4 separate regions of the Mus musculus genome follow, and all the other regions are linked to region 2. Evidence: chromatin loops called from intact Hi-C (ENCODE). Cell type or tissue: left cerebral cortex. All regions are shown on one strand.

Region 1 (8,000 bases), 76 kb after region 2:
TGTGTGTGTTAATATAAAGTTATTCTATGTACTGGAGCATCACCCCTTAATCATTTGTTTGACTGCTACCACATTGTTGCAAATGTTCCCTGGAATAGGAGAAGAATCCAGGAGGTCTATAGACAGTGAGGGCAAGAGGAGAGAGTGGCAAAAATGAGAAAGTCTCAACAAACTGATTCAGAATCTGCTTGGGGTCTGTCCTCACATCCCACTGCAGGGGCAACCAGAAGCTGTGGGTAGATGCTCCTGTATGTGTGCACACATATGCGTGATCTGAGATGAATGGCCACAAGCAAATGGTACTTTTCAGAATTTATCAAGAGTTTGGCCTTGTTTTCTCCTTCCTCTAGCACTGCTGACCATTTAGAAAGTTGTTTAGTTCTAGGTAATTTTATAATGAGGCATTACATCACCAGACCATATAAATAGATACTATATAAATATATACAAGTAAAAATAGATTAAATCAATTTCTTTTCTTAAAAAGTCACAGAATATGCTTACCTGATATACATTAGTGTGAAACCTATTTTTGGGCTATTTCCTGGACCAATTCAAACAGATTTTTCAATTAGACTTCACAGCAAATGATGTTCTTTCATTTCTCTGGGAACTTTTGACACAGGGTTGGTAGTGTGCAGGTGTGGTCTGCTGGAGGGGTAGTGGGTATCCTCAAGACAAAAACAAGGAAGCAAGCATTCGTAGAGGAAACTGAACTCAGGCACAAATGTCATCTTGAAATGAGGGTTCTTCTATTAGTCTGGAGCAGAAGAATCACATTACCCCATCTGGCCTGGTAAGGCTTACCACGAACACCTTCCTGTATTGTCAGATTCCCTTGCTGAACAACAAATGACTCATGAGAAGGTTTGCAGGTGCCTCATAAGATTCCATGTATATAGTAAGCCCCCAACCTGTTCGGATCTAAGCAAAAACTCGCGCTTAAAATCAGTGCACCTGTGCATGGTTGCACACACCTTCGATCCCAGCCAGCTCTTGGAGACGGAGGCAGGGGGCAGATCTGAGTTCAACACCAGGATGGTTTCTACATACGGAGTTCCAGACCTTCCAGAGTTGTGTCAAGCTTAGTGAAACTCTGTCTCAAAAAGAAAAGAGGAAAAAAATAGTGCAGCTATTTAAGTATACACTTTAGGCTAACTGTGGCATAGAAACTAAGACTTTTCAAAAGATTTCCATTTTCTTCAGCACCTATAGGAAGCAGATGACCCTTGTGCCTCAGCCTCTTGAATGGTGGGCTTGTGTCACCATAAACCTGCATATCTTTGTAAGACAGAGTTTCACATAGTCTAGTTTAGTCTTGAATGCAAAATATAGCTGAGGATGACCTTGAAGTCCTGACCACCCTACCTCTTCCTCCAAAGTGCTGGGCTTGTAGTTGGGTGTCACCATGCCCTGCTTTATGAGGTACCGGGACCAAACCCAAGGCTTCCTATCTGTTAGGAAAACACTCCACTGACTGAACTATCTCCCTAGTCCACAGCTTATCTGTTTTTAAATGAGTGATTTTTCTTTCTTTCTTGTACTTTCTTTTTGGTGGAGGGGGTTTCCAATACACGACGTTTGATGTTCTACAGAGGCATGGAGTCTTTTCCTCACAGTGGCTTTCTCAGCCCTGTGATCCTTGCTGTGACACCAAGTTTCTGCCTGCCACATCCTGACACTAACTCTACTGAAACATCCAATTTCAATTCAGTTAAGTCATTCCTGACACTGATACTGCCAAGGGCTGGCTCACCTGTGTGTGCCATCTTCTTTGCAAGCAATCCATTCTGGCGATGTCACATTAATTTTAGCTTCTAGTGTCTTAGGGACTGTTTTATTTTACAAGCATTGAACAAATAAATGCAGTTTTATACAGTTTCATCCCTTGACGGGGGGTGGGGGCATCTTGAAAAATCAGGGGTCTGGAAATATGGCTCAACCATTAAGAATGTTTGCTATTCTTATAGCAAGCTGGGGTTTTGATTCTTAGCATCCGTATTGGGTGGCTTACAAATACTTGTAATTACATCTCCAGGTAACCCAATCTACTTTTCTGGCCTCCTTGGGCACCTGCATGATTGTGTGAACATCACAAAAATAAGCACTCTTCTGGGTTTACTTCTACAAATGGAGTGGTGATAAAAAAAAATAGACATTTAGAATATTAGCAGAAAATTGTGATGGACAAAGATGAACCAGAGGAAGATCTAATGGGGGCTATGACTCAAAGTATGTGCCTCGCACACTGACACACCCTTTAGAAATTATTATTATTATTATTATTATTATTATTATTGCTTTTCAATGCTGCGATTGAATCCAGAGCTATGTATTTGCCAGGCACTATCACTGAGCCATAGCCCCCTCTTTAATTTATTTCAACTTGTTATGAGACAGAGTCCAACTAGGTTGCTAAGGCATAGTTTTCGAACTCATTCTGTACCAGGCTTACCTTTTGCTAGTGAGCTTGTATGTGCTTCACATCCACTTTCTCATCCGACTTTTGCTTTATAAAGCAGGAACTTTTCTTATGGCTCAGACAGATCCATCACGAATCCTAAGGAAGTATTATTAGTGATGGATCTGTCTGAGCCATAAGGAAGTCATCATGCAGGCCCTCCGCATGGCAAATCAGTAATGGCCTAACGATGCAGAGATATTAATCACGGCAAGGCATATTTTCTTTATTAAAACAAGTCACCACTGAGCACCCTTTCTTGGCCTCCTGAGTGCGGGGATTATAAGCACACACCAACACTTTTGCAATTATTTTATTTAAGTACTTATTGGCAGTGCTAGGGATGGAGCCTTGTGCTCCCTCAGGCAAGCACTCCGTTCGTGTGATGCTGGAGTGGCCCAGGGATCATGTCTTGGTCTTTTCTGTAGCTACATTACAGAGCTTATTTCAACTAGTCTTGTGACTGTACATACGATCTACATGGGTCAACTTCCAAATTTAAGTTCACTCCGGACGCTACTTCTCCTGAAGCCTAATCCATCGGAATTCTTACTGAGCACTTTATCATCTAGAATCTGACCACTTCTTTCAATCCCTCTGACTCCAGTTCAGCCATCTTTCTTTTGTATTTTGGCTAGACTAAACTTGCCTGCTCCCTTCCCTCCGCGAGTGTATCACTTATACAACTAACGGTAACCATTTGGCCAGTAATGGTCTAGTACTGCCTCAGTTACAGTAAGTAGAGAGTCTCAGACCTTGCCTTCCTTCAAGCCTGGAATCCTGGCTCTACCCCGAGGGTGCCTAGACAGTAAGTTTGGAGTGGAACTGAAGAATTCCCATCTCTAAGTTCCCAGGTGTTTCTTCCGCTAGCAGGCATTGGTGGAGAATTCGGAACCCTCCTGCCTTTTCTCAATGTGACAGGCATCTTGCTGACAGGGATCTTCACTGATTTTGCCTTAGCCCTGGACATTCACCCACCCCTTGAGTGGTTCAAGGTTCATGTTAATTCATCTTTGTTTAACTGATACCCCAAGAGGCCTTCCGGACCGTTCCTCATCAAACAGCACGCCCTATCTCACCGCCGTTTCTTCTTCTTCCCAGTGGACATCCTGGGCTCATTGTTTCTCTTATCACGTCCAGATGGGCAGCTAGCTAAGCTAAACGACCCACGTTTGCTCAGTCACGTCCCCAAGCTCAGCCTAGCAGGTGCTCAACTCAGTTGTCCAAGGACCAGATTAGGAACACCCAGGAAAGACGCCCGCTAGCTTCGGGCTTGGGACACTGGTCAGGCCGATCTATCTCGTCTTGCCTCGGTTTCCCCCTTCGGAAAGGCAGTGAATGGTCTGCCCTCCCCCGCATCCCCACGGGGGTGGGGGAGGCACTCGGACGCCAAGACAAGGATGTGAACACACCGGTGAATCAGAGCAAGCGGTGCACCGGAGAGCACCCCTTCCGCGCGAGCCCTCCCCGCCTCCGAGCTCCCAGCCTCGGCCCCGGGTCTACTCCCTCCCCCGCGGGCGCGCGCTCGCCCGTCCGCCCGCCGCCTCCTCCTCCAGACGCCGCGGAGGAAGGGGCGGCGCCGAGGGAGGGGTCCCTCCGCCGCGGGAGGCCGCAGCGCCCGCCCGTCACGGCGCCGGCGCCGGCCGGGAGAACCCGGAAGTGGCCGAGCAGCACGCTCGCCCGCTCGCCTGTCCCGCCGCCGCCGCCGCCGCCGTCGCCGCCCGGCACTCGGGGGAGCGCGGGAGCCGCGCCAGGCACACGAGCGCGCGGGGCCGACGGGCCATGGCCGCGGGGGCCGCCGCCGCAGGTGGTGGCGCGCGGTGAGGAGCGCTGCGCCCCCTCGGGGCGGATGGAACGGGGCTGGGCGGGCGGACAGTGCCGGCGTCCGCGGCTGGTATGGTGCTGGCGGCGGCGGTCGCTGCCTGCGTTCTGAAGCCCGCGAGGAGCCACAATGGAGACGCCGCCACTGCCTCCCGCGTGAGTGAGCGGGCGCCCGGGCGCGCGGCGGAGGGCTGTACGGTTGCGGAGGGCGCGCGGCGCTGCGGAGGACACGCCGCGATCGCGGGGGGTGGCGGGCGAGGGGAGGCGCGGGGCGTGACGGGGCGCGGCGCCCGCAGTCCGGGGGGCGACCGCGGGACCGGACTCTGCCAGGCCGGCCGGCCGTGGGTAGGGGCTTCTTAGTCCCGGGGCGAATTGAACGTTCGGGATGGAGCTGTGCGTGGGGCTTGGCGGGGTGTGCGCGCGCGGGGAGTGGTGGTGGTGGTGGTGGTGGGCTACGATCGCCCTGTCGGTACCCCACCTCCCCCCTCCCCGGAATGCATGGGCTGCTGCTGCCCATCTCGCCTACCCCTTGCTAGTAGGGAGCGAGAGGAAACTGGAAAGTACCAGACGCCTGGAGTCTAAAATGAATGCAATCTGAGGTTGCTTGCTTCTTGGAATTTCTAATAAAATTAATATCCAAGGAGCTTTTACATCACTCCAAATGAGCTGCGGCCGTTTTAGGGCATGTGATCTCCTACCTGGCACTGCAGAAAATCTTTTATCCAGAAATCAGAGCATCTCTCGTTCCCTTGGTACCCGGGGCACGTTGGTAGTGTTACCGACCTGTTAGGCACAGGTGTCTTTTTTCCTTGGTGCCCAAGTGCATTCAAGATCACCTGCAACAAAATTACTTTCTAGAAATAAGAGCTTTAAAGAAAAAAATCATGTGGAAGATGTTATTCTGTACAAGGATTTTTGTTTTTTGAAAAAGTGGCCTGTAAATCTTCGGGAGTTTGAACGTTTCGTCCTCCCCACCCCCACTCCCACCCCACGCCACCTTCATCAGTTTAACCTTTATGAAGGAGTACAGAGTCCTTTGGATCTGACTTTCAAACCGCAGACAAACCTCTCTCCAAAAAGGGTGAACCTTTTCATTCGATCTGATTCATGGAACCTTATCGGTTTTCAATGAGATTCGGCTAGCCAGTTTCCTTCTATCACCGTTGTCGTCACCAGCCTCTTGTGCCTATTTGGCAGGATTCCAGCTAAAATAAGGATATTTGGTTTGGGCTGAACATTTCTTTTTCTTGTTCTTTTTGTATTTTGTATTTTGAGTCCTTTTATGAGATCACATGGGATGATAGATCCACAGTTTCTGTATGTGCAGTGTTTTGAGCTTGAGTGGAACAGGTCGTGGGGATCTGAAGAGTGGGTGAGTCTTGGCTTGCCCCTTCTGGGCTCATAGAAATGATAGAAAAAGCAAGGGATCAGATGCTTTGCAGATGGTGGCAGCTTTGAGGCTCTGATCTGCTCACGCTCCCCAGAAGGTTGGGAAAGCTTCCTGAGCCCCCTGGGAAACATGTTAGCAGCCCCCCCACCCCCCACCTTGGAAGCAGAGTGAACTGGAGAGAACCAGGGGACCTTAGGATGAAGGTTCAGAAGAAAAAAAGATGGGTGTGGAAAACAGACCCTAGAGCAAGCCAAGGCATAGAAAATGGTTTAAGTCGGAAAACTGAATAAGATGAGCAGCTCTGTTCTTTTGCTATTGTTGCTTCGATTGTAGTTCTGGAACTAGATTGGAGGCTTGAGGTAGTGGAGGAATCCCGGGGTGCTGAGGAGGAAACAGTTGTAGCCTTGCAGTCGCTGGAAAGCTGCTAAGACCTCTGCATTGTTTGTGTGCACTTAATTAAAGCTACAAAGACATTTAATTTGCATTGGGTAGGTCCAAGACTCAAGCCCTCTTCTAGAGCCTGTGCTCTTGCTGCTTAGGTGTCTATGGATTAGACACACAGGTCTTGGCTTCCTACCCTCTGGCTTCTTTGTGTCTGTTTCCTTTAACTCCCTTTTACCTTGGGTCATGCTGTCTGCTGTAAGCAATTGCAGGTGAGGTCTTTGGGGTGGGGGTGGGGAGTTGTTTGCTGGGGCTTCCTGGCTAGAGCTAGGTTAGGAGCACTCACTGGGAGCACTCACCTCTTTTTAAGCACTGAGTGTTAGCCTGAGCTTCAAGGCAAAGAGAGACGTTTGACCTGGACTTAAAGGGCCTTAGGTAATAGGATGGAAGCAGACTCAGAATTCTCTTGTGTGTCTGTGTAGTAATTCATTCAGTGTGCAAATTCTTGGATGCCTGTCTCTGCCTGGCACTTTTCATGATGCTTGTCTGGGCTTCTGTTCTAAGAGTCAAGGCTGCATTGTTCTCTGGTCTCACCCTTCTTCCCTTAGGCTGTCTTGGAGGGTTGGTAGGCATCTCTGCCTGCATTCTTAGTTCCTCATTTTGATTTCTGCCTTTTCCACTCTGCCTCCAACTTTTTCTCATCTTCTGAGAAGTCTCATTGATTGCCACTATATGTCGTATTTCCAGTTGTCTTTTTTGCATACTTGAGTATGTGTGGCATTCAGGTTCTGTTTCAGTTGGAGGTCTAGGTAATAGTAAGACCACAGGTTGAAAGATGTGCAACCAAGAAAATTAGGTATCAATGAACGAGTCAGGGAATTCGAGGTGGTAAGTGGGCTGTGCAGACGGAGTGAGAGCTAAACAGCCTTGACTTCCGCGGTACTCTTCATATATTAGCCTTTATGGTTATTTGCATGAAGGGGTTTCCTAATTATTAAGCTGACAAAGCCTGTAAAGTTGGGATTGTGTGGATCCCTTTGACATCCCTTTTGGAATAGTTTTCTTAGCTCTTGTTTCTTCCCCCAAGCTGTCTTACTCCTCCTGGCCTTACGGTCTTGCTTTTTCTCCATTCAGCAGCGTAATCATGCCTGAGCTGCCACCTTATCTGTTCTCAGTGGGATCCTGCATCACTGGAAATGCCTGTCATCAGAGGTGTACCACACAGCCAGACAACTTGTTAGCCATCCATGCTCTAAGGGCATTTAGTCCTCCAAAGATGGGTTGGATCAGAGCAAAGGTTTCAGGTCTTTGGATTTCTTTGATCTGTTTAAAGGAAAAAGTCAAGTCCAGGATAGAGTTGCCAAGTTTCTGGTTTTGCCAAGTCAAGAAGTATCTGTTGAAGAGTTATTAGCAAGTGTCATTATCAGTTATCAAAGGCTATTGTAATACTGTTCTCCAATAGAAGGAAGGTTCCGAAGGGATAGTACTTTAGTAGTATAAATGTAAGTTTGTGAAAACTTGCTTCATTGCCCCTATTTTGTCACAGAAACAAAGTAATTTGTTGAAGCTTGATGCTTTGTAGTGCATCTCTTGCCTGCAGAACCAGGGCTCTTGGAGATTGAGTATGGTGAATTGCCAACCCTGCAGTTTAGCGTTTGTACGCCCATCTATCATAAAGCCCATTGGAGTACATTCTCGGTTTCACTTCATTAGTCATAAATATTGAAGCAGAGTAGCTATCATTTCTTTAAACATTTTTTTGTTAAATCTTTATTTTATGTGCAATGTGTGTGTATGTGTATATGTGTGTGTTTGTGTGTGTATGTGTGTGTGTCTGTGTGTGTTTGTGTGTGTATGTGTGTGTATGTGTGTGTATGTGTGTGTATGTGTGTGTATGTGTGTTTGTGTGTGTATGTGTTCGTGTGTGTCTGTGTTTGTGTGTGTATG
Region 2 (8,000 bases):
GGCTTGCATTGGCAGGGTGGGGTGGTAAAAGCCTAGCACCAGGAAGGTAGAGGAGGGAGGATCCAGAGCCATTCTTAGCTTCATAGAAAGTTCAAGGCCAGCCTAGACTATATAAGGCCTGTGTCCAAAAACAAATAAGTGAAACAAAGCAACAATAACAACAAGAACTGTGGCCAGGCTAGAGTGGAAGTCTCAGCAGTCAAGAGCATTTATTGCTCTTGCAGAGAATCAGGGACCAGTTCCCACCCACCTGGTGGCCCACAGCTGCCTGTAACTCCAAATCCAATACCCTCCTCAGGTCTCCACAGGCACCAGACACACACACGGAACACATACAAATGCTCATACACATAAAACACAACAAATCAGAATTTGTTTTTAAAATGGGGTTCATGTTATAATAATCTTCAAGGTTCAGTCCATATAAATGATGATTCATGTTTCAGAGTTCTACATTTCTCTATCTTTACAACTTCTAGCCAGGAAAAAAAAAGTACTGTCAGCTTTGATTGAAGATTGATGTTGCCAGCCTGGTCTACAGAGCGAGCTGTAGGACAGCCAAGGCTACACAGAGAAACCCTGTCTCGACACCTCCCCCACCCCTGCCCCCCACAAAAGGCCAAACAAAATCACAATGTTCAGTGTCTTCTTTCAGACTTGAAGAAAGCAAGGAGCTTACTCAGTCTTAACTGAAACAAGAAAAGATTTGGTCTGGGAGTGAAGGTGCACACCTTTTAATACCAGCATCGCAGGTGATGAGTTCAAAGCCATCCTGGCCGAAATAGAGAGACTCAGCCTGAAGACAAAAAAAGACATGGGTCTGTTTGCTGTAGTCTTTGGATGAGCTGACAGGAAGGCTGACCAGGGACTAGCACTCAGGATAACAGAGGCTCTGTTACTGGCTGCATCTCAGGTGTCCACTAGAGTTTTCCGTCCTATCATCTAAATAATGAAGAGCTACCGGGAGCAGAAGCCAAATGCCTTTATTATGCAGATGTGAGCCTACAGGACTTGAACAAAGCCCACTTCTGCACACAGCATCACTTCCAGGAGTCTAGTTTGTTACAGTTTGCCTTAAGAAGGGATTTGAAAAGTGGTGTACGAGGGCCAGGGAGAGGGCTTGGTGTGTAAGGTGCTTGCTGTACAAGCATGGGGACCGAAGTTCTGATTCGCCAGCACCTGTGCAAAACCTGGGCACGTGTCTGTAATCCCAGTGCTGGGAGGTGCTCGAGGTAGGTGGATCCCAGGGAGTTGCTGGTCAGCGAGCCTAGCTGAAAACATCTCCCATAAGTTCCATGTTTAGTGACGGGGAGAGACTCCATCTCAAAAAAATAAGGTAGAAAGTAGTAGAAGATGTCTAACTTCAACCTCTGGATTCCACACCCATGCCCACATATGTACACAGACACCCCACACACGTGTTGTACTGTCTGGTTTCTGTGTCAACTTGACACAAGCTATGGTCAGCACAGACAAAGAAGCCTCAGTTGAGGAAATGCCTACAAGAGATCCAGCTGAAAGGCATTCTCTTCAATTAATGATCAGTAGGGGAGGACCCAGCAAATGGTGGATGGGGCTGTCCTTGGGCTGGTGGTCCTGGGCTCTATAAGAAAGCACACTGAGCAAGCCAGCAGAAGCAGTATTCCCCCACATCCTCTCCTGCCTCTAGGTTCCATCCCTGCTTGAGTTCCTGCCCTGATTTCCTCCAATGATGGACTATGATCTGAACGTGTAAGCTGAATAAACTCTTTCCTCCCCAACTTGCTTTTTGGTCTTGGTGTTTCATTGCAGCAATAGAAATTCTAAGACACATGTGTGCACACTTGTAAAAGGTTGTCTGTGGGAAATGTATAGCTCGGTTGCTAGAATGCACGTCTGCATCCACAAAGGCCCAGGTTTCTAGCACCACATAGATTGCGCACAGTGACACAAATCTGCAATCCCAGCACTCAAGGGGTAGAGGCAGGAGCATCAGAAGATCTTATCTGGTTACCTCAAAAGTTTGAGGCCATCCTGAGCTACACATGTGAACATGTGATCTAGAATCACCTACCAAGCTGCCTAGGTCAGCCTGTGGGTATGTTTTGAGAGACTGTCTTGATTGCACTAATTTAAGTAGGAAGATCAGTCCACTGTGGGCAACGCCATTCTCTTGGCTTCAGTCCTGGATTCTATAAGAGGAGAGAAGATGAGCGGAGTATTTGGCACACACGATTCACCCTCTTTCTGTGCTTTACTATGGGTGTAAATATAGCCACCGGTGGCAGGCTCCAGCTTCTGTGCCTTTACACAGTGAGGACTAGAACTGGATTCTCAGCTAATCTAAAACCTTTCTCCCCTAGGTTGCTTTTTGCCAGGACTATTTGTTTGTTTCTTTGTTTGTTGTTTTAAATTACAGCTTCAGCAATGAAAACAGGACACCAGCAGAGTAGAAGCACTTATGTCTGTCTGATTTATGATGTATACTCAACAGGCCAGCTTGCTTAGGCTTTTACAGCCATGTCTGTCCCTCCATCTTGGACGGTATGCTCTAAAACCCTGAACCAAATAGAACCTCCCTCCGTTGGTTGTTTTTGTTACAGCAACAAGAAAAGGAACAAACACAGCTATGGAATGACAAGGTTCCCACCGCTCGCCCACCTCTTGCACTTACATTGGTATGGTTTGCTTGTACGCACCCCACCCCCTTCATGTCCACCCTCACGTTTATCTATAATTTGACAAGAATTGGCAGTTGTCATTTTGTAATTTGTTTTACTTTGCTTGGTTTTTGTTGTTGTTGTGTTTGTCTGTAGCCCAGACTGGCCTCAACTTCCCTATCTAGCAGAGGGTGACCCTGAACCTGACGCTTCTGCCCCCTCCTCACAAGTAATAGAATTTCAAGTATTTGATATTACATCTGGTGGAACACCGTGTAAATTAGAGCCTTTCCATTTTCAGTGTGACAGCTGCGTTTTATCCATATCTGCACAACAGATTTTAAAATCCTGTGACGAATGCAAGGCCGCTCATTCACCTCCTCTCTACCTAGTTCACTAAGCCTTTGTACCTCACTTACCATCCCGTGTCTTCTGCTCCTACACGAACCATCTACTGTCTATCCCTTACACCACTACACAGATACGATCCGAGGAAAAACCAAACACGTTCACTGTTTCTACCCGGGACCAGCTAGGCCTGTTGTGAGAGCCACCTAGGATAATCCTGAGATGTCGTTTTATCTAAACTGCTAGGCTACAGGAGTTATATGAAAATTCAAACAGACAGCTAAAGATCAAGAACTAGAATGTGATATTTATCTGGAATAGCGTGCATCAAACAAAACAGTTGTTGGTTTTTAAATAAATAAATAAATACTAGACTATAATAAAATGCCTGACTTGTCAAGGCACACCCCCCCCCCCTGTTAGTCTCTGACTTTTTCCTGAGAATCCATTCTGTGCCCAGCATCTCCCTTCATCATGACAAGAAAATCCCAGCTCCTTAAAAGTTGGCAGGCAAAATTCTTGTCTCAGGGGATATTTAAATCTTTCTTGGCTCATGATTGTTCCTCTTGGGTGTTGAAATGAAACGATGCCTCCCAGCCTCTTGAAATAGAGCTGTAAGAAACACTCTCCGTGCTCGGGTTTTGACAAAACAATCTTCATAAATCACAGATGTAATGAGCTGTGGTCACAGGGCACAGCTTCAAGGTCTCTCTAATTTTCTACTTTGGTTTAAGGTTCTGGCTATTTTGATATCCTCTCTCTCTCTCTCTCTCTCTCTCTCTAACTTTACTTTTAATTAACTGAGGATATTGACTTGATATTTTTTTCCTATGTTTTCCTCCTAATGCTTGCTTCCCACCCCACTGTTCTGACAGGCCATCTGTCAGATTTTTTTTCTGGCTTCTTTGAAGCACCATGCTATTTCCCCCCTTATCTATTATTAAAATATATATATATATATATATATATATATACAAATATGTTATCATTGCAAGTGGTTCACACAGTACTAAATTTATAAGGGGGTGATCATAATCTACCTCATTCCCACTCTTAATTTTCCTCCAGAGTTAACCGCCACTGACAGTTTCAGCCATATCCCTCACTTCGTTTTTTGCACACAGATATCATAGGCGCACACATCTGTTACACATGGCTTGGTGATGCATGCTCATTCTATTGCCTTTTTATTAGGTTAGCATGTACAGTAATGGCTTTCCTTATAGCTTTGGCATACATATCTGTTCTCCCCCACCTCTCTTTCCCACTGTGTCTCCTGCCAAGATTCCTCCCTATCCCTTTTTTTTTTTTTTAATTGAGACAATCTCGTGTAGCCCAGGCTGGCCCTTTCACTCTGCAGCTGAAGATAGCCTTGCATTCCCTTGTCCTGTCTCTGTCTCCTGGGTGCTGGGATTATAGGCATGTGTCACCATGCCCAGCTTTTGATGTCAGACTTTGATTGGCCCCCTAGCTCCCTATCTGTACTCTATCACACCATGTTGCTAGTTGTTCTTCAAGATAGAGAATGCGGGCAGGACTTTATTTGTGGCTATGTGGGTTTTAGGATGTATAGAAAGCTGAGCGTGGTGACTCACACTCATAATCCCAACACTTAAGCACTTGGGGGGGGGTTCAGAGAGGCTATCCTTGGTCAAACAATAGGTTTAAAGCCAGCCTGTGCTTTATTTCACGTCATCCCAAGAAAATGAAAATGACTAAAAGAAAATGGAAAAAAATTCGAACAGACTCAATACAATATTGAGATCCATCACAGAATAGATCCCTAGAGCAGAAGTGGTGGGTAAGCAGATCTCTACCATGCACATTTTTGTCTTTATTCTTGATTTTGAGACAGAGGCTCACTGTTCAGCCCAGGCTACCCTCAAACCTACACTCCTCCTGTCTCAGCTAGCCCCAAATGATAGTATTATAGGTGTGTGTCCCTGTAACTGGCTATAATATACAATTAATAAAGACAAATAATTTGTGTAAAATGTCTTCCACTGGAATACCCAGGGCTTCAATTAGGGATTGATATATCATCAGCATTCAAATGTCTTTAATTTGTTTAACACTTAAAACCATATTAAAACTGTGTTTTTCAGTGATGGAGATTGAACCTGACACTTTACCTCATATTTGTATCTATTATTTTTAAGAAATTCAGAAAGAGTGGGACAGTGGTGGCACACGCCTTTAATCTCAGGGTTTCTATGTATAGCCCTGGCTATCCTGGAACTCACTCTGTAGACCAAGCTGGTCTCAAACTCAGAAATCCCCCTGCCTCTACCTCCCAAGTGCTGGGATTAAAGCCATGTGCCACCACTGCCTGGCTTCTTTTTCTTTTTTGTCACAGGGTTTCATGTAGCCCAGGCTATCCTCAAACTCATTCTGCAGCCTGAGGCTGGCTTTTTGTCCCTGGTTTTCCACTCTCCATCTCCTAAGTGCTGGATGACAGGTGTGCACCACGCCCAGGTAACTAATATTTGCTTCCTAGTCTTCCTGCGAACATCCTGCACCCCCTCCTGTATATTGTTCTTCACACGAACCTCCACCTGACAATTTATCAGACTCTGAGACTTCAGCTTGCTCATCAGCCTGACATCCATCCACACAGCTGCCTTCGTGGGTCTTCACCTTTGTTCTTTTTCATTCGTTACAAACAGGAAGCCTCTCTTCATCATCTCTTTGGTACAGCAGTGCGTGTCTGTAATCCCAGCACCCCTGAGGCATGGATAGGTGGATCATAGAATGTTCAAGGCTGGTCTACAAAGCACGTTCCAGGTCATGCAAGATAGTATTATAAGATTCTGTCTCAGCCCCTCCCACTCCTGCTCAAAAAAGAAAGATTGGCATTTATGATTGAATAATGAGATAAAACTGAAGAAACGGGTGCTTGAGTTGTAAGCTATCCCCATCTATGCTTTTCACTGAAATGAGACCCACTCCATCCTTTTTTATCTTCCTCATTCATTTTCTTTTAAAAATTTTTTTAAGGAACCAGTGAGATGGCTCAGCAGGAAAGGGTGCTGGCTACCAAGACTGAGGACCTCAGTTCATCCCTGGGACCCACATGGTAGAAGGAGAGAACTGACTGTGGCAAATCTCTACGTGCACAAGTGTGTGTGTGTGTGTGTGTGTGTGTGTGTGTGTGTATACGTGGGTGTGTGTGTGTATGTATGTGTGTATGTGTGTGTATACACATGTGTGTACACGTATGTGTGAGCTCACATGTAATTATAAAAGGGAGAAAATATTAAAAGATTTTCTTCCTCTCTTCTTTCCTGGTCCTGGGAATCAAACCTTGCCTCCCCACTGAGATACATCTCTAGATCTAAAATATTTTGAGCATATGGACTGAGAGGATGCTGCTCAGTGGGAGAGTGCTGACCTCCATTGTGTGATTCCCTGTTTTCAGTTACTCCCCCACCCACCCACCAAAAAAAACTTCCCAAAATGATTTGGATGAGAGAGCCTGTGCTTTAGCTAAAATGAGACCAAGGCAGAAAGAGATCTGGAATCCAGGAGCTGGGAACCGGCAGGGGCAACATCGTGGAGCTCTTTCTTTAAAAGCAATCTGAACCTGATTCTACTAGAACTGCCTCTCTCTGGGAGGTGCTGAGTTAAAAACAAATCTTGCACAAGTCTCTACAGATGGGCCAAGGTGCCTGGGAATTGCCTGCAATATTGTTAGGGGAATATCTAAAAGCAGCTTGAATCCAGAAATGTGATGTAGTTCTGGTCTTACGAAATGGTTCCATGAAATGTAGCAGAGACAGCAATAAAAATAGAGATGGTTAGCAATCAATTTTCTAAGGAAAGAACCCTCTATTCTGCTTAATATAGTTTCTCAATCATTCTGGTTATAACTTGGGCTTTTTTTTTTTTTTTGAAATAGAGTTTAGTTTTATTTTCTGTTGCTTTTGTCTGCTTTAGGCACCAAGTTCGACAACAGCGAGACAGCTCTCTGTGTCTGAGGACTTCTGAAACTGGATCACGGTTCTCAGACAGCCCCCAAACAAATGATTATACAAATACGCAAGCTTATTTGGCACAAACATTAAAAAAAAACATAATGGAAAAAAATCACCTTAAAATAAGGTTTGTGTTGGGCCTGGTGATGCATGCCTATAATCCCAACACTTATGAGGCTGTGAAAGTAAGACTGGGAGCTCAAAAACAAACATGCTTGGGAGACCAGGGATCTGCCATTATTATCTATTGCTTTTCCTTATCAGATGGGTCTAAGTCTGACAGGTGCAGCTGAAGGATCCTTTTTGAGACAGGTTACCTTTTTGAGACACCGTGTCTTCTGGTAGGGGAGAGAAAGGGGACATGAGGTTGGGGTTCCCTGGGTCTGCACGTCTTGGGAGCAATTCCAGGATACTTAGGCTGAGGATGAAGAAGAAGAAGGGTCTGGACAGATGCTCAGAAGTTGCAAGCAATTGGAGAGGACCACAGTTTAGTTCCCAGCACCTGTGTTGGGTGGCTCACAACCGCCTGTAACTCCAGGCCAAGGGGATCTAATGGCCACTTCTGGCTTCTGCTTGTGCCTGCAAACCCAACACATAAATAAATAAATAAATAAATAAATAAATAAATAAATAAATGAAGGAAGGAAGGAAGGAAGGAAGGAGGAAGTGAAGTTTCAGAGAAAATAAAAATTAGAAGACACGGCTCAGTGTGACAGTCTTATACTATGCTTGTTATGATAAATGTAAAAAAATAAGATGGGGTTGGTGCCTCTAATCCCAGCTACGCTAGGAGGGTAAGAAAGATCACAGGTTTTAAGGCCTGCCTTCATGGCACAAGGAGTTCAAGGCTAGCCTGGGGAACTTTATGAGACCCTGTCTTAAAATAAAAAATCACCAAAATTGCACCTAAGGATAGGTCTTAGCATTACGATGTCGCCTTTGGTTCCATTGTCAGAGCTAAACAAACAAGCAAGCCACGAAAATAGGACTGTATTAACCAAACCAGAAAAATAAGTTTCCTTTAACACAGCAAGACCAA
Region 3 (8,000 bases), 56 kb after region 2:
GACAAAAGGATGGACCATGTAGAGACTGCCATATCCAGGGATCCACCCCATAATTAGCCTCTAAACTATGACACCATTGCATACACTAGCAAGCCTTTGTTGCAAGGACCGTGATATAGCTGTCTCTTGTGAGACTATGCCTGGGCCTAGCAAACACAGAAGTGGATGCTCACAGTCAGCTATTGGATGGATCACAGGGCCCCCAATAGAGGAGCTAGAGAAAGTACCCAAGGAGCTAAAGGGAACTGCAACCCTATAGGTGGAACAACAATATGAACTAAGCAGTACCCCGGAGCTCTTGACTCTAGCTGCATATGTATCAAAAGATGGCCTAGTCGGCCATCACTGGAAAGAGAGGCCCATTGGACTTGCAAACTTTATATGCCCCAGTACAGGGGAACGCCAGGGCCAAAAAATGGGAATGGGTGGGTAGGGGAGTGGGGGGGGGGAGGATGTGGGGGACTTTTGGGATAGCATTGGAAATGTAATTGAGGAAAATACGTAATTAAAAAAAGCTTTATAATTATAAACTAGTCATATAATAATACTATAACATCAAGATATTTTACATTGTTTACAATGTCTGTGCTTTTTAAAATAACAAAAGCAAAAATGAAAATGAGACTATCATTTTAAAGGCATGTTTTTAAATATTGACTAAAAAATAAAGGCAACTCCTGTTTTCAAAAAAAAAAAAAAAAAGAAAGAAAGAAAGAAAGAAAGAAAGAAAGAAAGAAAGAAAGTAGGTTGGGCAAGCCATGCAAACAAGCCAGTAAAATAGTACCCTTCCAGGTTCCTGCCTCGCATTCTGCCTGAATGTCCCCCAACAATGAACTATAAGTTGCAGTGGAAATAAACCATCTCCTTCCCAAGTTGCTTTTGGTCATGGTCTTTATACCAGTAATAGGAAGCAAGTTTATTAACTTGCCACCAACACACTTCCAAAGCCAAAGGTCCAGGCTACACAGTCAAGCCTCCCACCCCATCAAAAACCTCCAGTAAAATAGCCTTATTCTTCTTTTAAATTTTGTATATGTGTATGTATGAGTGGTACACACATGGGGCCGTGTGCATTGGAGCATGCAGAGACCAGAACAGAACATCAGTTGGCTTTCTCTGATCACCTTTGGCCTGATTGCCTGGAGACATGGTCTCCCACTAAACTTGAGGCTCACTGTTCTGTCTGGGTTGGCTGGTCTGTCAGCTCCTTAGTGTCTGTCTATCTCTACCCCTGTGTTAGAGCGACAAGCACACACAGTCATGCTTGGCTATTCTTTCCTTTCCTTTTCTTTCTTTCCTTTTCTCTTTTTTCTTTCTCTCTTTCTTTCTTTCTTTTTTATGTTGAGGGCCGAGGAGTTTAAAATTGCATATGCATGGGTGTTTTTTTCTTGCATGTATATCCGTGAGTCACTTGCATACATGCACAGTGCCTGCAGAGACCAGGAGCAGACATTGCATCCCCTGGATCTAGCATTACAGGTGGTTGAGTCACTATGTAGCTGCTGGGAATCAAACCTGGGTCCTTTGGAAGAGGGCTTTTAACTGTTGAGCCATCTCCACAGCCCCATTGTGCTAGGGATTCTAGTTGAGGCCCTGCTTCTTAAAAAGCAGCAATCTTCCCCACAGAGCCATATCCCCAGTTCAACTTTCAGAAAAATCAATATAGTTTTACTGTAAGAAGTGCTATCAGAGAGCTGTATGGGGTAAAAATGATGTGGTCCTACCCACCGCCTTGCTAGGGAGAAGTGGGTGGAGGATTGGTGGGTTGGGGTCACAGTCTCACCCAGTCCCTAGAGGTCACAGTGGATAGCCATCTTGGCCTGAGAGATGTCTGACACATCACCTCAGTTGTAATGTTTGAAAACAGAAAAATCTTACACTCAAAACAATCCTGTCTGTGTGCCTGCCAATCAGTCAGTTCCCGGCTTTGCTGGAACAGTGGTCAGATACTAAAAAGGAAATGTTACAGAATGCTTACGCCCCGCCCATCCTGTGTGTGGTACAGACTGTTAACCGCACACCTTGTGTTATCCCTCACACATCCTGGATTCCTGGGGAGAGGGAGTATGATGTGGGCGTATTTCGTGTGCTTGATATCTATAAATACACTCAGAGGCTGCTCAAAGCTGCTCCCTGTTATTCTGGCATCTTCTCTATTCCGGGTTTCCTCACACACCCTCACAGAAGAGGAGAAAGTGGATTTCAACTCTGCCACCCTGACCACAATCCCAGAAAATCACTCTAACAACAGTTACTGATTTTTAGGTACACCTTCCTCTCAGACGGGCAATGTGAGAGGCGAGTCCTTTGGCAGCCGCATGCTGCACACCGATTTCTGCTAGGTTCTCTTGACCTCCTTCTGGGCCGACTTTGGAGACACCACTTCTATTTTTGGCACCATCTGCCTTCTGTAGTTTGATTCAGGGTTTTCTCCCAGCCCATGACTCTGATGCTATTTTTTGTTTGAAGCTTTTCTTTCTTTCTTTTCCCAGAAACCCCAGCCCACAGATCTTCCACCCACTGCTGCCTAAGGCTTACCCAGCCCTTGGAGTCTGCAGTCAGTCACCTGGAGGGGAGGATTTGCTAGGGTTCAAGATCCATTGAAGTTGTCCCTTCTCACCCCTCTAGTCAGACCTGTGGTTTTCAGAATACAGTGTGTGCCTCACATGATGGCTTTGCCCTGTACTAGCTATGGGTTATTTAGTGCCTTACTAGACTTAGGTTTCTCAACCAAAAGAGGGAATCCCTGACTTTACCTCAACTGGGTCTTCCTTTATATCCCATGCTGACCCCAAATTCCTGGATTTAAACAATCCTCCCATACTTGCCTCCCTAGTAGTCGAGACTACGAACACATACTATCCAAACTACCTTAAAATGGGGGATATTAATAGTACCTTCATCACAGGATGGGATGCGTAATATTGATTGTTTACTTGACAGGACCTAGAACCACTTAGGAGACAAATATCTGTAAGGAAGTTTATAGACTGGGCTAAGACAGAAGACCCTCCCTAAATATGGGCAGCACATTCTTCATGTCCTGGATTGAGTAAAAAGGGAAAAGGGAGAGATGAATATTGTCTCCTTTCATATCCGTCTTTCTCAGCTTCCTGACTGTGGATGTAATGTGACCAGCGATGGCCATGATGCCCCCACTCTGATGAACGATACTCTCAAACTGTGAACCAAGATGCACCTCCCTTAATAAGCTTTTGTTGGGTATTTTGTCAGGGCATTGAAACAGTATCTAATACATGAGGTTTTAATAAAGATGGTAGTGGATTAATGGCAAACTTAATGGACCACGCTTCCTCAACCCAACATATTCCTTACAATGTTAGTTTTAGCTTTGGCCATGCAGCCTGATTTGGGCAATAGCACAGAAAGAGATTTGAAACACACACACACACACACACACACACACAGAGAGAGAGAGAGAGAGAGAGAGTGTGTGTGTTTTGTATTTACTTCCTTACTGATTTGTAGAACTTGGCCACCACCTGAAGAAGCCTGGCTTAACCTACTGGATTCTTAGATACCAGTTGGCTCTGTCTTATCAGCCTACTGCTAAACCAGTCAATGGGACATCGGGGAGTAGCCAAACCCTGCTGGCTTGCCACGTGGCTGTAGCCATATGTGTGACTCCAGCTGTCACCATATGGAGCAGAGGTAAACTTTCCCAGTTCAAAGTGCCAATCCATAGAATCTAAAACAAATAAGCCATGATCAAGTCATTATATTGGGACCTGTCTGTTTTTTAGCAATGATTGAATGATGCAAAATTAATAAACTTGCTTGCATGGTACATGGACAGTATTTAGGAATGTGTCCAGATTGGGATATGTCAGTAGCTACTTAGCATTAGTTTAAACCAACCATTTTCTTATTCTGGAAATTCCTATCTAGGCTGAGGCTTCTTAGACCCTTGTGCTTTTGCAGACGTCTAAAGCTTGCACATCCGTATTTGCCCACCACCTACCTTCTTCCTTGTCTTCCAGGCAGGGAGTATCCAGAATATTTCCTAATTAGGAAGACATTGACTAACACTATGTAATCCACTTGAATGTCAGAGTCATCTTCAAGATTTAGATTAAGGCTTAATATTGGATGTCACCTGGCTTATCCCAACAGCACATCGGGCTTCTCTGCTCGGGCTTGCACATCACTTAACCCCCACCCCACCCTGTTCTTCACACACTACCTCTCTTAAATCAAATTATCATAAGTCAGAGGCTAAGCGATATGTAGCTCAGTTGGTAGAGTGCTTGCCTGGTACACAAAGTTCTGAGTTCTATCCTCAGCATAAACCAGGTGTAGCACTGCATGTTTGTAACCTCAGGTCTTAGAAGATACAGGCAGGAGGATGAGAAGTTCAAGTTCATCTTTAGCTATATAACAAGATCAAGGCCAGCCTGGGGTACATGGACTTTATAATAAGCAAATAAATAAACAAAAGCAGACAGAGGCAGGAAGACCACAACTCTGAGGCTAGTCTAGGCTACATATGTAAATGCTGTCTTCCCAAAGTCAGATTCTATTACTCTGAGGGAAGTCTAATACTACAACCATTTTCTTGTTCACTCAGTAAGATCTGAAGTTTTTTCATAGGCCCAGAAATCTTACAAAGATTGGAACCTGCTCTTGGCCATCATCCTGCCAATCTCACTTTTCCAGGAAACCTAAACTGGGTCTCCTACATGTGCTCCCAAGCCTTCCTTTGCCCTTTTACTTCAGTGTCACTTGAGGACCCACCAGAGCACCAGAAACAGGAGATAGATCCATGGAGAGCATGCACATGCATAGGAAAATCCACACACACACACACACACACACACACACACACACACACAGAGAGAGAGAGAGAGAGAGAGAGAGAGATACACACACATAGACATGTACTTTCACATACCTACACAGAGACAAATGTATACACTCATACACAGAGACAGATGCACACATACACAGATGTACTTACACATACATAGAGACAGATACACACACATACACAGAGACAGACGCACATATACATGTACATACAAAGAGACATGTGCACACAAATATTCAGAGACAGATGTATACACATACAGAGGGATGCACACACACATGGACAATATATAGACAGATGTTCTCACACATACATGCATAGAGACAAATGTATACAATGTATACACACATACACAGAGAAACATGTACCTACACATACACAGATGTACTCACATATACATACACAGAGACAGATGTGCATACACACACATGATGAGTCCTGCTTGGCCATGTGGAAGGGATGGTGTGATATGGCTTCTTGCCCCTGGAGAAGAGACAGCAGGACAAAGGCCTCCATGACTTTTGATGGTTGCTGGGCATGTGCGTATAAAAACATATATTTTTTACTTTATGTTCCTCCTTCAGGCGAATGTTCTCTCTGCCAAGGTTAATGACACCATGATAATCAGAAACAGCACAGTCTGGGATTTGAGGGTGTGTCTATGTCCTTAGCAAGAGTGGTAAACACTGTGACCTTTAGGACAACCCTTAAGGCTGTGGGAAAGAACTCCGAAAAGTTGAGTTCAAATATATATAAACAGGATTTCTCAACTATGTAAAATACAAGGATGCGATACAAATTGTATGAGGGGCATCATGAACCTAAAAGAACAGAGGCAGCTACACTAGGAGCCAGCTTGTCAGAAAGATACAAAGGCAGGCAGATTCCTGAGTTCAAGGTCAGCATGGGACAGAGAGAATTTAGGTCCAGGCATGGTCAGAATGGTAATCTCAGGACAGGATCCCACCCAGCTAAATTTATTGCTTATGCTTAAAAAGGCAGACAGATCTCTGAATTCATTTGCAATGAAGAAAGAAAGAAAGAAAGAAAGAAAGAAAGAAAGAAAGAAAGAAAGAAAGAAAGAGAGAGAAAGGAAGGAAGGAAGAAAGACTTGCTGTTTTTTCCTAAGTCAAAGGGCAATCATGGAATGCTGATTTATGGGAGGGTGAAAAGAGAACTTGGTGTAAGTGACTGAATTGATATGTAAATAAAAGGCTGGGCTTTTGGTCTGCAAGGGATGAGCTAGCAGAGACCCATAGCAGCTCTTTTAAAATTTTTTTTTTCTAGGAAGAGCTAAGCAGTACTGTGGAAAGTGAACGCAGCTCTTTTAGAAAAGTTTAAAGCTCTTTTAGAATTTTTTTCTAGCAGCTGCCCAGAGAGAACTCCTTGGAGAGCAAACACAGCTCTTCAAGAATTTTTTTCTAGTACAAGAGAGCTGTCTAAAGCAGGGAGCCGTCTCTAGCAGAAAGCTATCTCGAGCAGAATACAGAGCCAAGAGCTATCTGCAGAGAGCTGTAGCTGCCATCTCAGGCAGACTACAAGCCCATCAGCTTTTACCCACAATTTGACTTTGAGTCATTCTTTCCCGTGCTCCTGAACACCCCTTCCCCAGAACTCCTCTCCAAGCTTATGTTGGTCCTTGGCATGAGCATGCACATGTGTGCACACACACGCACGCACACACACACACACACACACACACACACACACACGTGCATACACAACACACTTCACTGTGGTGCTCAGGATGGCCTTGGACTCCTAGGTCCAGTGACCTTTTTGTTTCACCATTCTGAGTAGCTAGGATGACAGAGGTCTTCCACAGGCCCAGTACATTCATGTATGATCAAGTACAGAATATATTCTAACCAATTAGTAAACATATTGACCAGCATATTAACATATTATGTGATATTCTTATTTATTATGGCTATGGCCAGTCTCCTGAAATTCAATTTCCACAGGTGTTGGTGATAATTGTTTTGTTTGCTGACATATTGCACAGTAAGTACTTTGCAGTGCTGGGAGACAACTCAGTTAGTAGAGTACTTGCTTAGCATAGGAATTAGTTACTTTTCTATTGCTGTGATAAAACACAAGGCAACTTATAGAATGAAGGGTTTGAGGGACAAAGAGATGGCTCAGTGGTTAAGAGCACTGACTGATTTTCCAGAAGACCTGTATTCCATTCCCCAAACCCACCAGGTCACCAACAGAATGTAATTCAAATTCCAGGGGATCTGATGCCCTTTTCTGGTCTCCAAGGGCAGTAGACATGCATCTGTGGAAGGGTTTATTGGGGGCTTATGGTTCCAGGGAGATGTGTCAATCATCAACAATTATGACAAGGAAATGTGGCAACAGGCAGTCATGGCTCCTGCAACAGCAACGGAGAGCTCACATCCTGAACTACAAAACCAGAAGCAGAGAGTATGAACTTGAATGGCACAAATCTTTAAGCCCCCCCAAACCCATCACCAGTGACATACTTCTTATAGCAAGTCCATACCTTTTAAGCCATCACGAAGCCATCTACAACAGGGGACCAAGCATTAAAATGCCAGAGACTGGGTGGGGGGGGGGGGGGCAGCTCATTCAAATCATAATAGCACCATGAAGCCCAGGATTCTATCCCCATCAACCAAATATCACGGAGCACACTAGCACTCAGTAAGTGCAGGCAGAAAGATCAGAAATTCAATGTCATTTTAGGCTATGTCATAAGCTCAAAGCCAGCTTGAGCTCCACTATACCCTGTCTCAAAACAGCAACACCCCCAGTAATAGTTTTTCGTTGGATTACATAGAAGTCTGAAATCCTTAGGAAGTCTCCTCTAAATACACTTTCTCCTCAAAACAGACATCTGCTTTCCTGATTAGCTGTCACTCATCCACTCTTCATAACATTCTTCTACTTTAGTCATCTCAGTCCAACCTTAGAACATTTATTTATCAGGGCACCGAAACAACTGAACATCTCTGCTTATTCTCCTATGCACATTAACCTCCCGTGTGGGATTAAAACCAGACTTGCACATATAAGAAACCCTTGCAGAAGAGGTAAATGCTGTTTGATATCTCTCCCCCAAGCAATCTCTCAATCAGGCCACACACATTCATTCATAAATAAAGTACAGAGAGCAGAGCCAAGTGTGGTGACACAATTCTTTAAT
Region 4 (8,000 bases), 67 kb after region 2:
CTGTTTTGGATTGCTTTGGTGGTTTTTTTTTGTTGAGAGCGTCTCCCTAGGTAGTCAAAGCTAACCTCAGGTTCACAGTCTTTCTCCCTCAGCCTCCTGAGTGCTGGGATTCCAGGTGTGTGCCACCATGCCATTGCTAGAATTTTAATAGCATGGAGAAGTTGTCATTTTAATGAGTCATGGTTCTCCTCAATATTTTGTATTATGGTAGGATAAGACATGCCGGAAAGGAAAGCAGAAGCCAAAAACTTCACACTTTCATACAACCAAACTGTGTCAGAATTTTTTTTTTTCAATTTACCATGTACACATACAGATGTTGTTTTTCTTTTGTTACATATACAGTATCAAGCAACATACAGTGTTTTATAACTTAATTTGCCTTTAAACAATGCTTTGGCAGTTAACACGTGCTGCTCTTCTAGAAGACCCTCGTTTGCATCCCAGGACACACACTGAGCAGTAAACAAGCGCCTGTAAGTTTAGCCTTCAAGGAATCAGACACCCTTCTGGTCTCTGAAGGCATCTGCACACATGTGCTTCTCTCTCTCCCTCTCTCTCTCTCTCTCCCTCTCTCTCTCTCTCCCTCCCTCTCTCTCTCTCTCTCATACACACACTCACCCCATACAAATAAATCTCAAAATATTGATGCCATCTTTTATAACATTAAATATCATTACACTTTGTCAATATAATGGTCCCATAGTAGTTCATTATGTGGTACTATTATAATAATATGAATCCCATCACCTAATGACCAATTTGGACTTTCAATTTATGATTATGTAAATATGTTCTTTTAACATTTTTTTGGAAGCTGACTCAAGTGCATCTATAATTAATTCTCTAGAGTGAATTCATAGAAGTGCATATGTGTTGCAAGGTTCATCTCTTTTTAAAGTCGCTTGGTGCATATGTAATGGTCACTTCATCAATACCTTTCTTTCCATTGATCCCCCAAGTCCCTGGAGGGAGGTGGTAGGAAACTCAGTGGTAAGGCCTTGCCTATCAGACTTAATACCGTTAGATCAATACTAAAATTAAAATCTCTTGGCCCAGAGAGGTGACTCAGTGGTTGAAAGCACTGACTGCTCTTTCTGAGGACCTGGGTTAGATTCCCGGCACCCACACAGTGGCTAGAGGCTGTCTCTCAATGACACCATGTTTGGGCCTGCATGGGCACTACAGATGCATGGTGCCTAGACATACATGCAGGTGAAAACATTCCTGTATCTAAAAACCCTCAAAACACTTATTACAAAGATAAATGTCTTCAATCCTAACTAGTCCACCACCTCAGCTACTTACTACTGAGTAAGTCCACTGTTCTTACTAAGGACCTCACAAATAAGCAATTCCCTTATCTGAAAGCCTTAGCTGTGTACAAATAGATCACTTTGAAGCATCCCAGCTTTCGTGGACCCCTGTGAAAGCACATGGCCTTCGTTGTCCAACCTCATTTTCTACCTCCAACTTAAGACAGGACAGACCCTCTGTCTTTGGCGACTCTCATGTTTGTTTGTTTGTTTGTTTGTTTGTTCTACCCTCTCTCAATGAACGTGGCTCTTCTCTTCCTTATGAATCTGAGTTGTCTATGTCACTCAAAGTGCAGACCAAATTATATCTCTTGCAGAAAGTGTTGCTGAGATAATCCCACCCCAAATTCTCCTCTTTTGTTTTCCCACATGAATCATATCCCTCTGTAATTTTAGCTGTATACCTAAGCTTTCCTTCGGGTGGGCAGGCTGTTCCTCCCAGGTTAGACGCTTTTCAAATCTGCCTCCACTGCAAACAAGAGAACTACGGGCTACATCTTCCAAAGGGGCTGTAAGACAGTGCAGGGAGTTCCTAAAGGAAGTTCAGAATCCAGAATATTCTCTAGATGTAATTTTTTTTTTTTGGTATTTAAATCGAAGTAGTTTTTAAATTATTTTTTGAGGTTATAATTACATCATTTCCCACTCCCTTTTATCCTTTAGACCCCACTATACACCCTTAATTGCTGTTTTTCAAAGTCATAGCTTTTTTTATTAGATGTTTTCTTTATTTACATTTCAAATGTTATCTCCTTTCCTCAGTTCATCTCTCAAAACCCCCTATCTCTTTCCCCCTCCCCCTGCTCATCAGCCCACCCACTTCTGCTTCCCTGCCCTGGCATTCCCCTACACTGGGGCATCGAGCCCTCACAGGACCAAGGGCCTCTCCTCCCATTGATGTCTGACAAGGCCACTCTTTTATTTTCTTTTTTGGAGAGAGGGTCACTTGTAGTCTGGCCAGGTTCAAACCCGTCTATGTAGCTGAGAGCAGAACGTGGAAGCCCTGGTTCAGTCCCTCTGATTCTCAGATGAGAGGTTCATGGGCTTGGCTCTCAGACGTCCGTTTAGAATTTTTAGAAGTTCATTATTATGTGTGTGCGTACGTGACCCCGCACACGTGGCACTAGGCATGTGTACAGGTCAGAGGACAGCTTACAGGAATCCGTTCTCTCCTTGCCTTGTGGGTCCTAGGGAAAAACTCAGTCATCAGGCTTAGGGTCAGGTGCCTTTACTCGGCAAGCCATCTTGCCTGGCGTCTGGATAGCTTTTTAAAAGGTCATCCTCCCATGTAAAATTAAGAGAATGAACCAGATGAGTCTTTGAGTGCATTTCAGAAAGTTTTCTCACAATTGAGTTTAATTATGTGAATTAATTATTTATGGTGAAACAAATGGTTTTTAGTACTTCCACTTACCAAAAAAAAAAAAAAAAAAAGTTTGGCGGTCAATACGATGCCTCAGCAAGTAAAGGTACCTATTTCTCTGTTCACATAATCCACATCACAGAAGGAACCCCCACAGGTTGTCTTCTGACCTCTAGATGTGTGTTGTGGCACAGGCCTGTGCGAATATACAAACAAATAAATGTGAGAAAAAAAAAACAAACAAAACCCTTGGCATCCAATTCAGAATAAAAGAAAAAAAAATCTCTCAAAGATAATTTAACCAGAACAACAGCAAAAATAGCTACCGGTGGACACGTGACATGGATATTTCAAATAAGGTTCATTGTATAAAGATATTTTTATTCACGGCTTATAATAAAAAAAACAACCAATGAATTTTAAAATTATCCTAGACACTGAACATTAAAAAGCTTAGTTCATTTAAAAATACATAAATTATTTTCATTCCGCCCCCCCAAAATATGGTACTTTACTGTTCTAAAAATACTACACATTCAAATAAACCATAATTATGAATACATATAGCTTCTCACAGTTAGAAGAGTAAAAGTGGATTGTGCTAAATAAGATGCATGTTGCTGCAATATTCAAGCATGCTTTAAAGTACATCATTATTATAAGTAAGCATGTAATTACTATGGTGTTGGGACGCTTGCCCAGGAACTAAAACACAAAAATAATGAATTTTCAGCACCATTTGACCAATAAGAGATCCAGGTACCTCAGGTCTGCTGCCCCCTCACTCAAGGTCTCCTCTGAAAAGGCAAGGGAAATGAAAGACGTCATGGAAAGAAAGAACACAGGCTAGAAGAAGAGGTATCAAAAAATAGAAAACTGAAGGGTTTCTGGCAATGAAAAACCCAATAGAGCGTCCACATTTTTCCTGGGGAGACGATGACTTTGAGTGTTGGGTTATAAATTTAAAGCAAGGGGCAGAAGAGATGGCTCAGAAGTCAAGAGCAGTTGCCGGTCTCCTGGAGGACTGGAGTTGGGTTCCCAGCATCATGCCAGGCAGCTCACAATCTCCAGCTCCAAGGTCAGATGCCTCTGACCTCCAAGGGTACTACACTCATGTGCACATACCCACATGCAGACATATATATATAATTAAAAATAATAAGAATAAGCCTTTAAAAAATCATAAAAATGCTATTTCCAAGCCAGGCATGGTATCTGTCATACATTTGTAATCCTAGCTCCTGGGAAGCTGAGGCAGGTTTGCCTTGGCATTCAATGCCAGCCTAGGTTACAGAACAAGACCCTGTCTTTAAAAATTGATATGAATAAATAAAAAGAGTTCTGGGTCTGGGAAGATGGTTCAGTGGGCAAAGGCACCTTGATGCCATGGCTGACAGCCTGAGCTTGATCCCTGGAGCCCATATGGTGCCACTCTTGCCAAAGAAGCATAAGAAGGGGAGTTGAATCCCCAGAACACACATCAGGCCACCATAGTAGGACACAACTGTAACCCTAGCACTCTTATATGGGTAGAGATGGGAGGAAAACCCAGGAGAACCCCTGGAGCCCAACAACCAGCTAGCTTGGCATGTGCAGTGACGACCATCAAGAGCTCTTCTCTCAAACAAGATGGAAGGCAACTCTGAGGACTGGTACCCAAGGTTGTCATCTAACCTCTACTTGTGTACCATTTGAATGAGGGCACCTGCACTCATACATGCATGTGCATCCACATGTAGTCACACATGTAATGATTTCTGAGAGAAAGTGCATGTGTTGTGGGAGGGGCTGGGATGCTCTGTGGTACCCAGGTGTACAGCTATGATGGGGCATCCTTACCAGGCAACACGCTATTCAACCTGATGCTTTAGTCTACCGTCTCATGCCCATCATCCTTTCTATTTGTGTGAGTTTAAATCCTAGATGCACTGGTAATTGGCAGCTGAGCTTTCCCTGCCTGGGTTCCCTGCAGCTACAGCAAATTGGCAGTAAAGTTTCCTTAGCCACTGCTGATAGCTGATGGTAGCATACGGCATGATTCCACTTACCAGAGACAAACAAATGCAAACCCAGGTAGATCTTTAGGTAACTCCTATGATGGAACTGCATACAAAAACTCATGAGAAGACACAGGGAGTATGATTGATGCATGCCACATTTGAGGAAAGGTTAAGAGAGGGGCTCTCCAAGCTATAGTTTGAATTTCTACTGTAAGATATACTCATGCATTATTTACTTAAATTTTAAAAATGAACAATTAAAGAAATGTTATGGTATCAACTCATGCCGAAAAAAAAAATGTAGAAAACAGGCTGGAAAAGAGATTTCAGTCAGTAACAAAATTGCATTACCTCTTTCTGCCGGGGCTAATAACTGGTTATTGTGGTTATTGTGTCTTTATATCACGAGTCTTAATTCTTCTGGTTATTTCATTGAAACATCTTGCTATGATTAAAACCCCATAGGTCTTGTCTTCATCAGTGTTCTATTGCTGCGAAGAGACATCATGGCTATCGCAACTCTTATAAAGGAAATTTATAAACTCTTTTTTTTTTTTTTTTTTTTTTTTGGTGGTGGTTTTTCGAGACAAAGTTTCTCTGTATAGCCCTGGCTGTCCTGGAACTCACTCTGTAGACCAGGCTGGCCTCGAACTCAGAAATCCACCTGTCTCTGCCTCCCGAGTGCTGGGATTAAAGGCATGTACCACCATGCCCCACTTTTTTTTTTTTAATAATCTCTTATTTAATTGGGGCTTGCCTACAGTTTCAGAGGTTTAGTCCATTTTCAGCATGGTAGAAAGCATGGTGCCATGCAGGCAGACATTGTGTTGGAGGAGTTGAGAGTTCTATATCATGATCCTCAGGCAACAGAGAGGAGAGAGAGCCTCTGGGCCTGGCTTGGGCCCTTGAAACTTCAAACCCCACCCTTAGTGACAAGCTTTCTCAAACAAGGCCATACCTACTCCAACAAATAATGTCACCCACTATGTACTCAAATATATGAGCATTTGGGGGCCGTTCTTATTTAAACCACCACAGGCCTAAAAAGATACACTGTCACTCTCATGCACCCCATGTGGTTTTCGTAGTTTTGTAAATGGAATCATCAAGTTTTCATGCCCAATGTGTTAACCTTGTGTCCCATTTTACCTTCCTTGTTTCCTATGAGAAATCATCGATTGATTCAGGTGTACGCCATCTTTTTTCCTTTGGTGTCTCCTTTCCTGTACAACATGCACATCACGCTTCAATATGTCATGAGTCTGTGTAATTTTTTAAAAACAAATCTCATTTCCAATTTCTCCTATTTGTACAACCAGGTTTCCAGTCTTATCCCAGTACCTGGACAAATACATTCCCGCATGCCTACATACACACACTGACACAATCATTCAAGAATTACCTACTTGCTCTATAGAAAGTCTGAGAGTCGTCCAAGATCCAGGAACATTCACACCTCAGCCTTATGTCTCCATGTTTCATCCTTGGGATAATGTGTTCCCTTCTTTCTAGTGACTAAACATACTTTCTTTTCCTACTTCATAGATATTCAACACATTATTTCCCAAAGATTTTGGTATCTTGTATTCTTTTCTTTTTTTTTTAAATCTGTCTCTTTGTGTATGTTTATGTGTAGGCTTAGATTTTTTCAAAACCTACTTTAATAAGGATTCTGAAATGCTCTGACCCCCTTCTAGCCCACCATCCAAAGGTAGGGAGAAAGATGGTAAGCAGGATAGGACAGGGGGATGTAGACCTCTTTTTTAAAAAATATTTTTATTAGGTATTTTCCTCATTTACATGTCCAATGCTATTGTAGACCTCTTTAGAAGTAGTTCTTTGTGGGAAATTCCAATCTGTGTTTGTCATGATATCAGCAGTCCAGTTAAGTACTATTAAGATACCAACAGTCCAGTTCAAAAGCGTCACCAAACATGAATCAGCAATGGTAGCACCATCCAGTAGAAACCACCAGGTCTCCGCTGAATAGACACAAGTCAGTGGGAAAGACCAGGAGCAGCCATAATGCCAAGAGTTCACTGCTGTGTCTCTCTCAATGAAGTGAAAATCAGCAAAGACTCGAGACCACGGAAGAGTTACACAGCTAGCTATGCAAGTGCCCTATCACTGTCCACTGGATTTCTCTTATATTCTCTCCAAACATCATGTCTCCTCCCATAGGTCTTGGCTCAGCAAAACATCATGTGAGTATGTTATGATTATGAGCATGTGCATGCTACATGTGTGTAGAGGTCAGAGGGTGATCTTGGGGGTCAGTCATCATCTTCCACCTTGTTTGAGACAGCGTGTCTTGCTGTTTGCACCTGAGTACATCAAGGCTAGCTGCTCTTTGAGATTCAGTGACTCTCCTGTCTCAGCGCTGTCTCTACCTTCCATCTACTTGTAGGGTACACTTGGATTACAGGTGCTCCCTTGGGTCCTGTTCTGCTTTATGTGGGTTCTAAGGATTTGATCTCATGTCCTCACACGTGCACAGCAAGTACTTGCCCCACTGAACTGTGTCTCCAACACCCCTCATATTCTTTTATCTACTTTGATTTAATATATTCGATTTATTTTGTGTGTGTGTCTGTCATTGATTATAATGTGTTAAAGGGAAAACTCTTGCCCTAACCTTCTTGTCAGACCTAATGACTTCCCAAGTCTACTCTTTGGTCATAGTATGATCGCTGAAGAAGGGGTCTTGAATGTTTGGCTGACAGAAAGACATGGAACATTTCTCCATAACTTTATTATTTGTTGGAAGCATTGTGGATGCACTTCCAAGAGTAAGGCAACAAATAAAAGGAACTACCTAGCTGTACTCAAAAGGTACACTGCATGAGTCTGAGTTGGAATATATACAAAAAGAGGCAGATGTTTTAGTATCCATTCATTCATTCAGTAACATCTGTTGAATACGTAATGCATGCTTGATATGCTGCTTGACCCTAGGGATATGATCATCATTAAGTAGACTAAAATCTGTGCCTTCATGTGGCTTGTATTCCAGAGGAAAGCATAGAGAGTAAATGAAATAAGTTATGCAAATAGTTTGTTGAATCTAATAAACCAGAATAGGCGCGTAGGAAGTATAGGAGGTATGTTGAGGGGGTAGTGGTTACAACTCAAAATAGAGTGTCCGGTGTTTTCCCTCCTGGTATTAAAAAAAGTCTGTATCTCTAAGCATAATAGAAATAAGATTGCCTTGAATCAGTGTGCCTCAGAAAACATGGCTAGAAATATTGTTTTTATGATTTAATTTTAGTTGGTTCTTAACAAAGTCTTCAAAATGGCAACTCATGTTGATTTTTAGTTCCA

Evidence for each region. Hi-C counts contacts between places; a loop is a spot of excess contacts. Peaks named below come from ENCODE experiments on the same cell type or tissue, not always from the same donor. Only the 100,000 strongest peaks of a DNase experiment are listed, where the experiment ranks them.
Region 1: a loop joins it to region 2, with 3 times the contacts of the local background. A loop is called at or near these places in 6 of 42 quality-filtered maps.
Region 3: it touches region 2 in a loop (5-fold over the local background); 6 of 42 quality-filtered maps call a loop at or near these places.
Region 4: it touches region 2 in a loop (2.5-fold over the local background); 5 of 42 quality-filtered maps call a loop at or near these places.

What each region holds. Positions count from the first base shown.
Region 1 is chr8:64,846,071-64,854,070 of GRCm38, reverse strand. Klhl2 (kelch-like 2, Mayven) reads left to right here and starts at 4,147. Exons shown (of 15, transcript NM_178633.3): 1 at 4,147-4,438. The coding sequence starts at 4,413. In left cerebral cortex, a CTCF peak has its summit at 4,365; DNase peaks (open chromatin) are centred at 5,025, 5,562, 6,148, 6,639 and 2 more places; H3K4me3 peaks cover 4,479 bases; H3K27ac peaks cover 4,033 bases.
Region 2 is chr8:64,922,137-64,930,136 of GRCm38, reverse strand. No RefSeq gene overlaps it. Among named protein-coding and RNA genes, the nearest start is that of Gm32507, 11 kb to the left of the region's middle. In left cerebral cortex, no CTCF peak of the experiment used is centred here; DNase peaks (open chromatin) are centred at 3,534, 4,143, 4,445, 6,547 and 2 more places; H3K27ac peaks cover 3,394 bases.
Region 3 is chr8:64,866,027-64,874,026 of GRCm38, reverse strand. No RefSeq gene overlaps it. Among named protein-coding and RNA genes, the nearest start is that of Gm40501, 11 kb to the left of the region's middle. In left cerebral cortex, no CTCF peak of the experiment used is centred here; DNase peaks (open chromatin) are centred at 2,082, 2,419, 3,638 and 4,051; H3K4me3 peaks cover 225 bases; H3K27ac peaks cover 2,235 bases.
Region 4 is chr8:64,855,186-64,863,185 of GRCm38, reverse strand. No RefSeq gene overlaps it. Among named protein-coding and RNA genes, the nearest start is that of Klhl2, 9.3 kb to the right of the region's middle. In left cerebral cortex, no CTCF peak of the experiment used is centred here; a DNase peak (open chromatin) is centred at 3,375.